2 separate regions of the Homo sapiens genome follow, and region 2 is linked to region 1. Evidence: chromatin contacts called from ENCODE Hi-C or POLR2A ChIA-PET data. All regions are on one chromosome and are shown on one strand. Each heading gives the region's core, a stretch centred on a gene start or an enhancer-like site at or near the end of the contact. The rest is flanking DNA. Distances are from core to core; before and after follow the strand shown.

Evidence for each region. Hi-C counts contacts between places; a loop is a spot of excess contacts on that map. ChIA-PET counts read pairs that join two places held with the same protein, here RNA polymerase II (POLR2A). Pooled maps may share reads with other maps.
Region 2: POLR2A ChIA-PET joins it to region 1 with 22 read pairs in PC-9. The contact joins two enhancer-like sites. A Hi-C loop is called at or near these places in 3 of 168 maps with a recorded cell type or tissue (B cell, endothelial cell of umbilical vein and naive thymus-derived CD4-positive, alpha-beta T cell) and 9 of 50 pooled maps. POLR2A ChIA-PET finds 5 or more read pairs at or near these places in 3 of 52 experiments (PC-9, activated CD8-positive, alpha-beta memory T cell and activated T-cell).

The regions. Positions count from the first base shown.
Region 1 is chr12:7,861,632-7,866,428 of GRCh38, forward strand. All of the region lies in intron 2 of SLC2A14 (solute carrier family 2 member 14), which reads right to left. Among named protein-coding and RNA genes, the nearest start is that of SLC2A14, 8.9 kb to the right of the region's middle. RefSeq lists a silencer at 1,109-1,309 and an enhancer at 1,998-2,499. Within about 2 kb of position 1,585, at least 3 of the 41 ENCODE cell types and tissues checked have a DNase peak (open chromatin) inside an H3K27ac peak, as active enhancers do.
Region 2 is chr12:8,050,795-8,055,637 of GRCh38, forward strand. FOXJ2 (forkhead box J2) reads left to right here. Exons shown (of 11, transcript NM_018416.3): 11 at 1,968-4,723. The coding sequence ends at 2,056. Among named protein-coding and RNA genes, the nearest start is that of C3AR1, 13 kb to the right of the region's middle. Within about 2 kb of position 2,088, at least 6 of the 41 ENCODE cell types and tissues checked have a DNase peak (open chromatin) inside an H3K27ac peak, as active enhancers do.

The sequences.
Region 1 (4,797 bases), core at 335-2,834:
CATACAAACCATACATAAAAGCTTTGTAAACTTTAACTGAAAAAAAACAGGCCATGCGCGGAGGCTCACCCTTGTAATCCCAGCACTTTGAGGGGCTGAGGCAGCAGATCTCCTGAGGTCAGGAATTCCAGACCAGCCTGGCCAACATGGTGAATCCCCATCTATACTAAAAATACAAAAATTAGCCAGGTATGGTGGCGCACACCTGCAATCCCACCTACTCGGGAGGCTGACGCAGGAGAAATGCTGGAACCCGGGAGGCAGAGGTTGCAATGAGCTGAGATTACGCCACTGCACTCCAGCCTGGGCGACAGAGCGAGACTCCATTTCAAAAAAAAAAAAACAAAAACAAAGGCCAGTGTGGTGACTCAGGTCTGCAATCCCAGCACTTTGGGAGGCCAAGTCAGGTGGATCACGAGGTGAGGAGTTTGAGACCAGCTTGACCAACATGGTGAAACCCCGTCTCTACTAAAAATACAAAAATTATCTGGGCATGGTCGCGCATGCCTGTAATCCCAGCTACTCAGGTGGCTGAGGCAGCAGAATTGCTTGAACCCAGGAGGCGGAGGTTGCAGTGAGCCGAGATCACGCCACTGCACTCCAGCCTGGGCTACAGAGCCAGACTTGTCTCTCAAAAAAAAAAAAAAAAAAAAAAAAGAAGACACCAAACTGCATGCGGTGGCACATGTCTGTAATACCAGCACTTTGGAAGGCCGAGACAGGGTCCCCCAGCAGTGCCAGCCCACCGGCGCTGCGCTCGATTTCTCGCCGGGCCTTAGCTGCCTTCCCACGGGGCAGGGCTCGGGACCTGCAGCCCGCCATGCCTGAGCCTTCCCACCCCCTCTGTGGCCTCCTGTGCGGACGAGCCTCCCCGACGAATGCCGCCCCCTGCTCCACGGCGCCCAGTCCCATCGACCACCCAAGAGCTAAGGAATGCGAGCACATGGCGCGGGACTGGCAGGCAGCTCCACCTGCAGCACCGGTGCGTGATCCACTAGGTGAAGCCAGCTGGGCTCCTGAGTCTGGTGGGCACTTGGAGAACCTTTATGTCTAGCTCAGGGATTGTAAATACACCAATCGGCACTCTGTATCTAGCTCAAGGTTTGTAAATACACCAGTCAGCACCCTGTGTTTAGCTCAAGGTTTGTGAGTGCACCAATTGACACTCTTTATCTAGCTGCTCTGGTGGGGCCTTGGAGAATCTGTGTGTGGAAACTCTGTATCTAACTAATCTGATGGGCACGTGGAGAACATTTGTATCTGGCTCAGGGATTGTAAACGCACCAATCAGCCCCCTGACAAAACAGGCCACTCGGCTCTACCAATCAGCAGGATGTGGGTGGGGCCAGATAAGAGAATAAAAGCAGGCTGCCCAAGCCCGCATTGGCAACCAGCTTGGGTGTCCTTTCAAACTGTTGAAGCTTTGTTGTTTCACTCTTTGCAATAAATCTTGCTACTGCTCACTTTTTATGTCCACGTTGCTTTTATGAGCTGTAACTCTCACCGCAAAGGTCTGCAGCTTCATTTTTGAGCCCAGCGAGACTACGAGGCCACCGGAAGGAACGAACGACTCCTGACGCGCTGCCTTAAGAGCTGCGACACTCACGGCGGAAGTCTGCAGCTTCACTCCTGAGCCAGCAAGACCACGAACCCACCAGAAGGAAAACACTCCGAACGCATCTGAACATCAGAAGGGAGGGACTCCAGACGCACCACTTTAAGGGCTGTAACACTCACTGCGAGGGTGTGCGGCTTCATTCTTGAAGTCAGTGAGACCAAGAACCCACCAATTCCAGACACATGGCCACCATTGTGAAACTCCATCTCTATTAAAAATACAAAAAAATTAGCTGGGTGTGCTGGTGCATGCCTGTAGTCCCAGCTACCTGGGAGGCTGAGGCAGGAGAATGAACCCAGGACACAGAGGTTGCAGTGAGCTGAGATTGTGCCACTGCACTCCCGCCTGGGTGACAGAGTGACTCCATCTTAAAAAAAAATAAAAAATAAACCTTGGAATACGGACATAGCTCATTCAATTCATTGACATATAAACTAAATGACAAACATACTGTTTATGGAGAAACCTGTGAGCCACATCTTTTGGCTTTGGAAGCCAAAAGCCTAACTTCCTTTTATTTCAGATGAAAACTTATCTCCCTATATCAACCATCTTCCTTTTTTTTCTTTTTTTCTTTTTTTTTTTTGAGACGGAGTCTCACTGTTGCCCAGGCTGGGGTGCAGTGGCATGATCTTGGCTCACTGCAACCTCCACCACCCGGGTTCAAGCGATTCTCCCGCGTCAGCCTCCCGAGTAGCTGGCACTACAGGCATGTGCCACCATGCCTGGCTAATTTTTTGTGTTTTTTAGTAGAGCCAGGGTTTCACTGTGGTAGCCAGGATGGTCTTGATCTCCTAACCTCGTGATCTGCACGCCTCGGCCTCACAAAGTGCTGGGATTACAGGTGTCAGCCCCCGCGCCCGGCCACCACATTGTTTTGATTACAGCTTACTGCTGAATTTTGAGAGTGCTTTACATTCTCTAGAAACAAATCCTTTGGGATATGTGGTTTGCAAATATCTTCTCTGAATGTAGCCTATCTTTTCACCATATACATGGGGCCTTTTGCAGAGCAAAAGCTTTTCATTTTGATAAGCCCAAATTTATCAATTTTTCCTCTTGTGGTTTGAGCTTTTAACGTCTTTTGTTGTTGTTGTTATTGTTGTTTGAGATGGAGTCTCGCTCTGTCGCCCAGGCTGAGTGCAGTGGTGCAATCTCAGCTCACTGCAACCTCCGCCTCCCGGATTGAAGCCATTCTCCTGCCTCAGCCTTCCAACTAGCTGGGACTGCAGGTGCGCACCACCATGCCTGGCTAATTTTTTGTATTTTTAGTAGAGACGGGGTTTCACCATGTTAGCCAGGATGGTCTCGATCTCCGGACCTCATCATCCGCCGGCCTCGGCCTCCCAAAGTGTTGGGATTACAGGCGTGAGCCACCGTGCCCGGCTGAGCTTTTACTGTTAAGTCTCTTTTACTATAACACAGGCATGCTCACTTGTTTATGTAATGAACGTGGCTGCTTAAATGCTATGACGTTGGAACTGAGTAGCTGTAGTGGTGACTGAGCCGCTATGGCCCACAAAGCCTCTATCTGCACAAAAAGAGTCAGCCGACCCAGGCTCTAATCAGATAAGCCTCCATACTCTTAGGGTATTTTCATATGCCTTTCCCTCTATCTGAAACACTCTTTCTTCAGATCTCCTCATGGCCGGCTCTTTATGTCACTCTGGTTTCTGCTCAAATTTACCGTAAAGAGGCCTTCCCTGACCACACTACAGGTATATCTCGCTTTATTGCATTTTGCTCCTATTGCGCTTTTTTACAAATTGAAGGTTTGTGGCAATCCTATGTTAAGCAAGTCTATTGGCCTCATTTTTCCAACAGCATGAGCTCACTTTGAGTCTCTGTGCCACATTCTGGTAATTCTTGTAATATTTCAAACATTTCGTTATTATTATATCTGTTATAGTGATCTGTGATCAGTGATCTTTGATATTACTATTGTCATTGTTTTGGCATGAACCATACCTATATAAGACAATGAATATACAAAAATTAGCCAGGCAGGCTGGGCACGGTGGCTCCCACCTGTAATCCCAGCACTTTGGGAGGCCAAGGTGGGCGGATCACGAGGTCAGGAGATCGAGACCATCCTGGCTAACATGGTGGAACCCCATCTCTACTAAAAACACAAAATATTCGCCGGGCGTGGTGGCACATGCCTGTAGTCCCAGCTACTCGGGAGGCTGAAGCAGGAGAATCTCTTGAACCTGGGAGGCGGAGGTTACAGTGAGCCGAGATCGTGCCACTGCACTCCAGCCTGGGCGGCAGAGTGAGACTCTGTCTCAAAAAAAAAAATGAAAATAAAAATAAAAAAAGACAATAAATCTAATTAATAAATACTGTATGCATTCTGACTGCTCCACTAACTGGCCATTCCCCATTTCTCTCTCCTTCTCTCTCTTCTCAGGCCTCCCTATTTCCTGAGACAATAATATTGAAAATTAGGCCAATTAAAAACCCTAAATGGCATCTAAGAATTCAAGTGAAAGAGTCAAACATATCTCACTTTAAATCAAAAGCTAGAAATGATTAAGATTAGTGATAAAGGCATGTCAAAAGCCAAGAGAAGCCAAAAGCAAGGCCTGTTGCACCAAACAGTTAGCCAAGCTATAAATACCAAGGAAAAGTTCTTGAGGAAAATTAAAAGTGCTACTCCAGTGAACACACTGAAAGTGTGACAGGGGCCGGGCATGGTAGCTCACGCCTGTAATCCCAACACTTTGGGAGGCCGAGGCGGGTGGATCATCTGAGGTCAGGAGTTCGAGACCATCCTGGCCAACATGGCAAAACCCTGTCTCTACCAAAAATACAAAAATTAGCCAGGCATGGTGGCGTGCGCTTGTACCCAGCTAATCCCAGCTACCCAGGAGGCTGTGGCAGGAGAATCGCTGGAACCCAGTGGGCAGAGGCTGCAGTGAGCTGAGATTGCACCACTGCACTCCAGCCTGGGTGACAGACCAAGACTCTGTCTCAAAAAAAAAAAAAAAAAAGAAAAGAAAGTGAAACAGATGTATTGCTGATATGGAGAAAGTTTTAGTGGTCTAGATAGACCACTAAACATTTTCTTAAGCCAAAGCCTAATCCAGAGCAAGGCCCTAACTTTCTTTAATTTTTTCTTTTTACTTTGAGATGGAGTCTTGCTCTGTCGCCTAGGCTGGAGTGAGTGCAGTGGCATG
Region 2 (4,843 bases), core at 838-3,337, 190 kb after region 1:
GAGACTAACGAAGACAGTGTCCCCTCCCCTCCCTTCCCCTCCCTTCCTTTCCCTTCCCCTTCCCTTCCCTTCCCCTTCCCTTCCCCTTCCCTTCCCCTTCCCTTCCCCTTCCCTTCCCTTTCCTTCCCCTTCCCTTCCCCTTCCCCTTCCCTTCCCCTTCCTTTCCTCTTCCCTTCCCCTCCCTTCCCTTCCCCTTCCCTTCCCTTTCCTTCCCCTTCCCTTTCCCTTCCCTTCCCTTTCCTTCCCCTTCCCCTTCCCTTGCCCTTCCTTTCCCCTTCCCTTCCATTCCCTTTCCCTTCCCTTCCCCTTCCCCTTCCCTTCCCTTCCCTTTCCCTTCCCCTTTTCTTTTCTTTTCAACAGAGTCTCGCTCTGTTGCCCAGGCTGGAGTACAGTGGTGCGATCTCAGCTCACTACAACCTCCACCTCCTGGGTTGAAATGATTCTCCTGCTTGAGCCTCTCAACTAGCTGGGACTACAGACCCACACCACCATGCCTGGCTAATTTTTGTATTTTTAGTAGAGACGGGGTTTTGCCATGTTGGCTAGGCTTGTCTTGAACTCCTGACCACAAGTGATCCACCTGCCTCTGCCTCCCAAAGTGCTGGGATTACAGGCGTGATCCACTGGCCCCGGCTAGATGTACTTTAAAATTAGCAACTGCAATAGTAAAAGGAAGTGAAAGCATACATATAAGCAAAAGATAGCTATGTGCAACATTTTTGTGTGGCTTTGGAATCTAGATGGAAGATGTGCTCAGGCAAATAAAATGAATTTGTTATCCACACATACTTGCTGTGTGCCCATGTCTGCTTTCCTGTCACCTGATCTCTAGAATCAGGGGTCTGGGACTGAAGTATCTCTGATAGTGGGGGTGGGGCAGGGAGACACTAAATTGCCACAGACAGAACAAAATGAACAGGTCCTTCACATTTAGACACATAGAAAAATCACTGTTATTCTGCCTAACCACACGTGTTTTCAATTTTGGGGGTGACATCTGACTCTCTCTATTCTTTGTCCATATAATATAAATACAGATTTCTATACTGCTATTTCATGTGATATTATCTTCTGTTTGTTTGTTTGAGTCAGAGTCTTTTTCTGTTGCCCAGGCTGGAGTGCAGTAGGCAATGGTGTGATCCTGGCTCACTGCAACCTCCGCCTCCCAGGTTCAAGTGATTCTCGAGCCTCAGCCTCCCGAGCAGCTGGGATCACAGGCGCCCGCCACTGTGCCTGGCTAATTTTTATTTTTTAGTAGAGACAGGGTTTCACCATGTTGGCCAGTCTGGTCTAGAACTCCTGACCTCAAGTGATCCACCCATCTCGGCCTCTCAAAGTGCTGGGATTATAGGCATGAGCCACCACGCCCAGCCATATGATATTATCTTCTGTATGTTATTTTATCATTATCATATGTTTTCAGAAGTACAATTTTTTTTTTTTTTTGAGACGGAGTCTCGCTCTATCGCCCAGGCTGGAGTGCAATGGCACGGTCTTAGCTCACTGCAAGACCTCCCGGGTTCATGCCATTCTCCTGCTTCAGCCTCCCGAGTAGCTGGGACTACAGGCACATGTGACCACACCCAGCTAATTTTTTGAGTTTTTAGTAGAGATGGGGTTTCTCCATGTTGGCCAGGCTGGTCTCGAATTCCTGACCTCGTGATCCGCCTGCCTTGGCCTCCCAAAGTGCTGGGATAACAAGTGTGAGCAACTGTGCCTGGCGTCAGAAGTATAATTGTTAATGGCAGCATAATATTTAATTGCTGTGGAATGTAATTTACTCTAGTTTATTTCCTGAGACCTCACTGAAATGGTGACCTGCAACCAAAATTAACTCCAGCTGATAAGGGCGATAGCCTCACAAGGCCTTCTTCGTGGTGTTATCTGGGGCTGAGCACTGTCCTTGTAAATTGAGGGAACAGCTTCCCATCCACTCTCCTTTTACTCTCTTTCTTTCTTTCTAACAGCACACCATATGGTCCCTCGGCCATCAGTGCCACCTCCTGGTGCCAATGAGGAGATCCCTGATGACTTCGACTGGGACTTGATCACTTAGTGCATCACAGAGTGTGGACATCAGCCCAGGGCCGCGTGGTGAAATCTGGCAGTGGGGAAAGAGCAACCCCAGCCCGTCCCTTCCCCCCGTCTGTATATAGACATATATCCTCTTTTTGTTCTTTCTCTGTCAGAGAAGCCACTGCAAGATGCTGCCGAAGATAACCCTCTCTTTCCTGCCTCATTCTTCTCTCTTCCTTCCTGTTTTTTCCTAGTTCTTTTATTATTATTCTTATATTATTATTATTATTATTGGTTATATACTGTCCATAGTCTCCTGTCCCTACATCATGGATCATGTCCACCTTTTGCTAATTTAAAATCATCAGGCTGGAAGATGAAGCCATGATAGCTACAGAGAAAGGTTTTAGACTCCAGTTTACCTTTCTCTTGGAGAAACTCAATGCTAATCCCACCTTTTGGCCCTAAATTGTTTTTTGTTCCCATCAGTTTCAGGCCAGGACTGGAGAGGCCACATTACCAAGTAGAAAGGGTCTGAAACATTACTTGGCAGCCAAGAATTTGGAGGTTTTAAAATGGTGCTAATTCTGTCCTCTGAGGTCTTCCTTGTCCCTTTATACCTTCAATCCTTACTTCTGCCAGTCTGTATTTCCTATCAAGGGTGAAAGTGATGATGGTGGTGCAGGAGGGTGACAATAAAATCCTAGTGGAATTGGAGACCATTGGAAGGGATGGAATATAAGTCAGTGTGAAACTGAGTATACACTGCCATGTTACATCAGTGTCCATTGGCTTGTTTTGAGCCTGTTCTCTAAGAAGATAGGATTGGTTTTAGCCCAAACTCTGCTTCTATGGTAGGGCATGAGGACAACTATTCAGCATGGTTTTAGCTTCTTGGAGATGATTCCAACTTAACTATTTTGGCTTTTTAAACATAATTTTCTCTGAAAATTAATTGTGGCTCTTATTTGCATTTACGAATGATCTTCCCATCCCTTTTTCCCATTCAGCAAATATTAGTTTGTCCTCCTTTAATTGTTTGCCCAAATCTTCCACCCATCTTTTTTCTTCCCTCATTTTCTGGGATTCTCAAGAAAGAAAAAGTAACCCATTATCACTCTGAGTTTCGTCGTGCCCTGAGACATGATGGGAATCTCATTCCCACCTCTCATAGCAGAGCCAAACCTTTAGTGTTGGTGGTAGGAGGATGGGGAGAGGAAAAAAGAGCTGGCAAAGAAATGGATAGGGAATATTTTAGTTCTTTAAATATATAGGCAGATGCTTCTCTTGGAATCCAGATCATCTGGCTGAAGCTTTTGCAAGTAGGCTTTGAGGGGTGAAGGAGATTGGTGGAGGAGAGTAAATAATCTAGAGGCAAGAGTTCAGTGAGGGCCAAGGGGGACCCCCAGAAAAAGGTATGGAGCTAACTCATCTCTTTTACAAGGGGTGGCCATGACTTACTGTTGCAAAGTACTCAGTGTATATTTAATGTTGATTGTTGAATTTTAGTTACGAGAGGGAAGAACAATTTTACTTCTGTCCTTATTTCACTTGCTGAAAAGCTGTGGGACAAAATGTATGGAATAGACAAGGCCACTTTCTTTGTGATTTCTGCTTTTCATGCATATTATTTTATTTACCCATAATTTCCAAGAGGTTTGGCGTTCCGCTCTCCTGCTTTTTTCTTTCATCCACCCCTTTCCTTTTTTTGGAAGGGGGTTATATATGAGAGTTCATTGAAGAAGTCCAGTGAGGCTGAAGTAAAGGGGCAAGATAGGGCAGTTAACTAAAGAGCACTTTATTTCTTTGAAGCCTTTCTAAGAAAGAAATGGGGGTGCGAGTGGCTTGAATCTCCCATGATGTTGGAGGGCACTTAGTGGGGTTGAAGTATGACATAATATTTCCCATTGGGGAAAGGAGAATTTCTCTTAGAGGGTGGCAAAATGCCTTTGCCCAGTGTCCCTATTTTAGGCATCTTTTCCTTCCTTATTCCTTCCAGTCAGGGTGTGTCCTATACAAAACTTCCCATCAGTTCTCCTCAATATTCCCCATTTGTAAATGATCACTTCTCTTTTCTAAACCCTTTTCCTGTTCAGATCCATACAGGATTTGCAAGGGTAGGATCATACATGCAAATGCCCCTTGTTCATCTGTGTCTTCTGCAAACTAGTCTCATGAAGAATTCTGGCGTGCAGCCAGGGTAGCTGAAGTTTGGGTCTGGGACTGGAGATTGGCCATTAGGCCTCCTGAGATTCCAGCTCCCTTCCACCAAGCCCAGTCTTGCTACGTGGCACAGGGCAAACCTGACTCCCTTTGGGCCTCAGTTTCCCCTCCCCTTCATGAAATGAAAAGAATACTACTTTTTCTTGTTGGTCTAGCATTGCTGGACACAAAGTGTAGTCATTATTGTTGTATTGGGTGATGTGTGCAAAACTGCAGAAGCTCACTGCCTATAAGAGGAAATAAGAGAGAAAGTGGAGGAGAGGGACAAAAGGAGTAATTATTTGGTATAGATCCACCCATCCCAACCTTTCTCTCCTCAGTCCCTGCTCCTCATGTTTCTGGTTTGGTGAGTCCTTTGTGCCACCACCCATAATGCTTTGCATTGCTGCATCCTGGGAAGGGGGTATATGGTCTCACAAGTTGTTGTCATTGTTTTTTTGCATGCTTTCTTAATAAAAAAAAAAAAAGAATGTTTACAGTTTTATCTTACTGGTAGTGGTCTCAAGTTTCTTTTGGCCAGGGAAGGAAAAGAGAAACGTGAAAGAATTTAGTCTCAGTTCGTCTTTATTCCTCTTCCACCTTCCACCACTGGGTTGAATTAGTT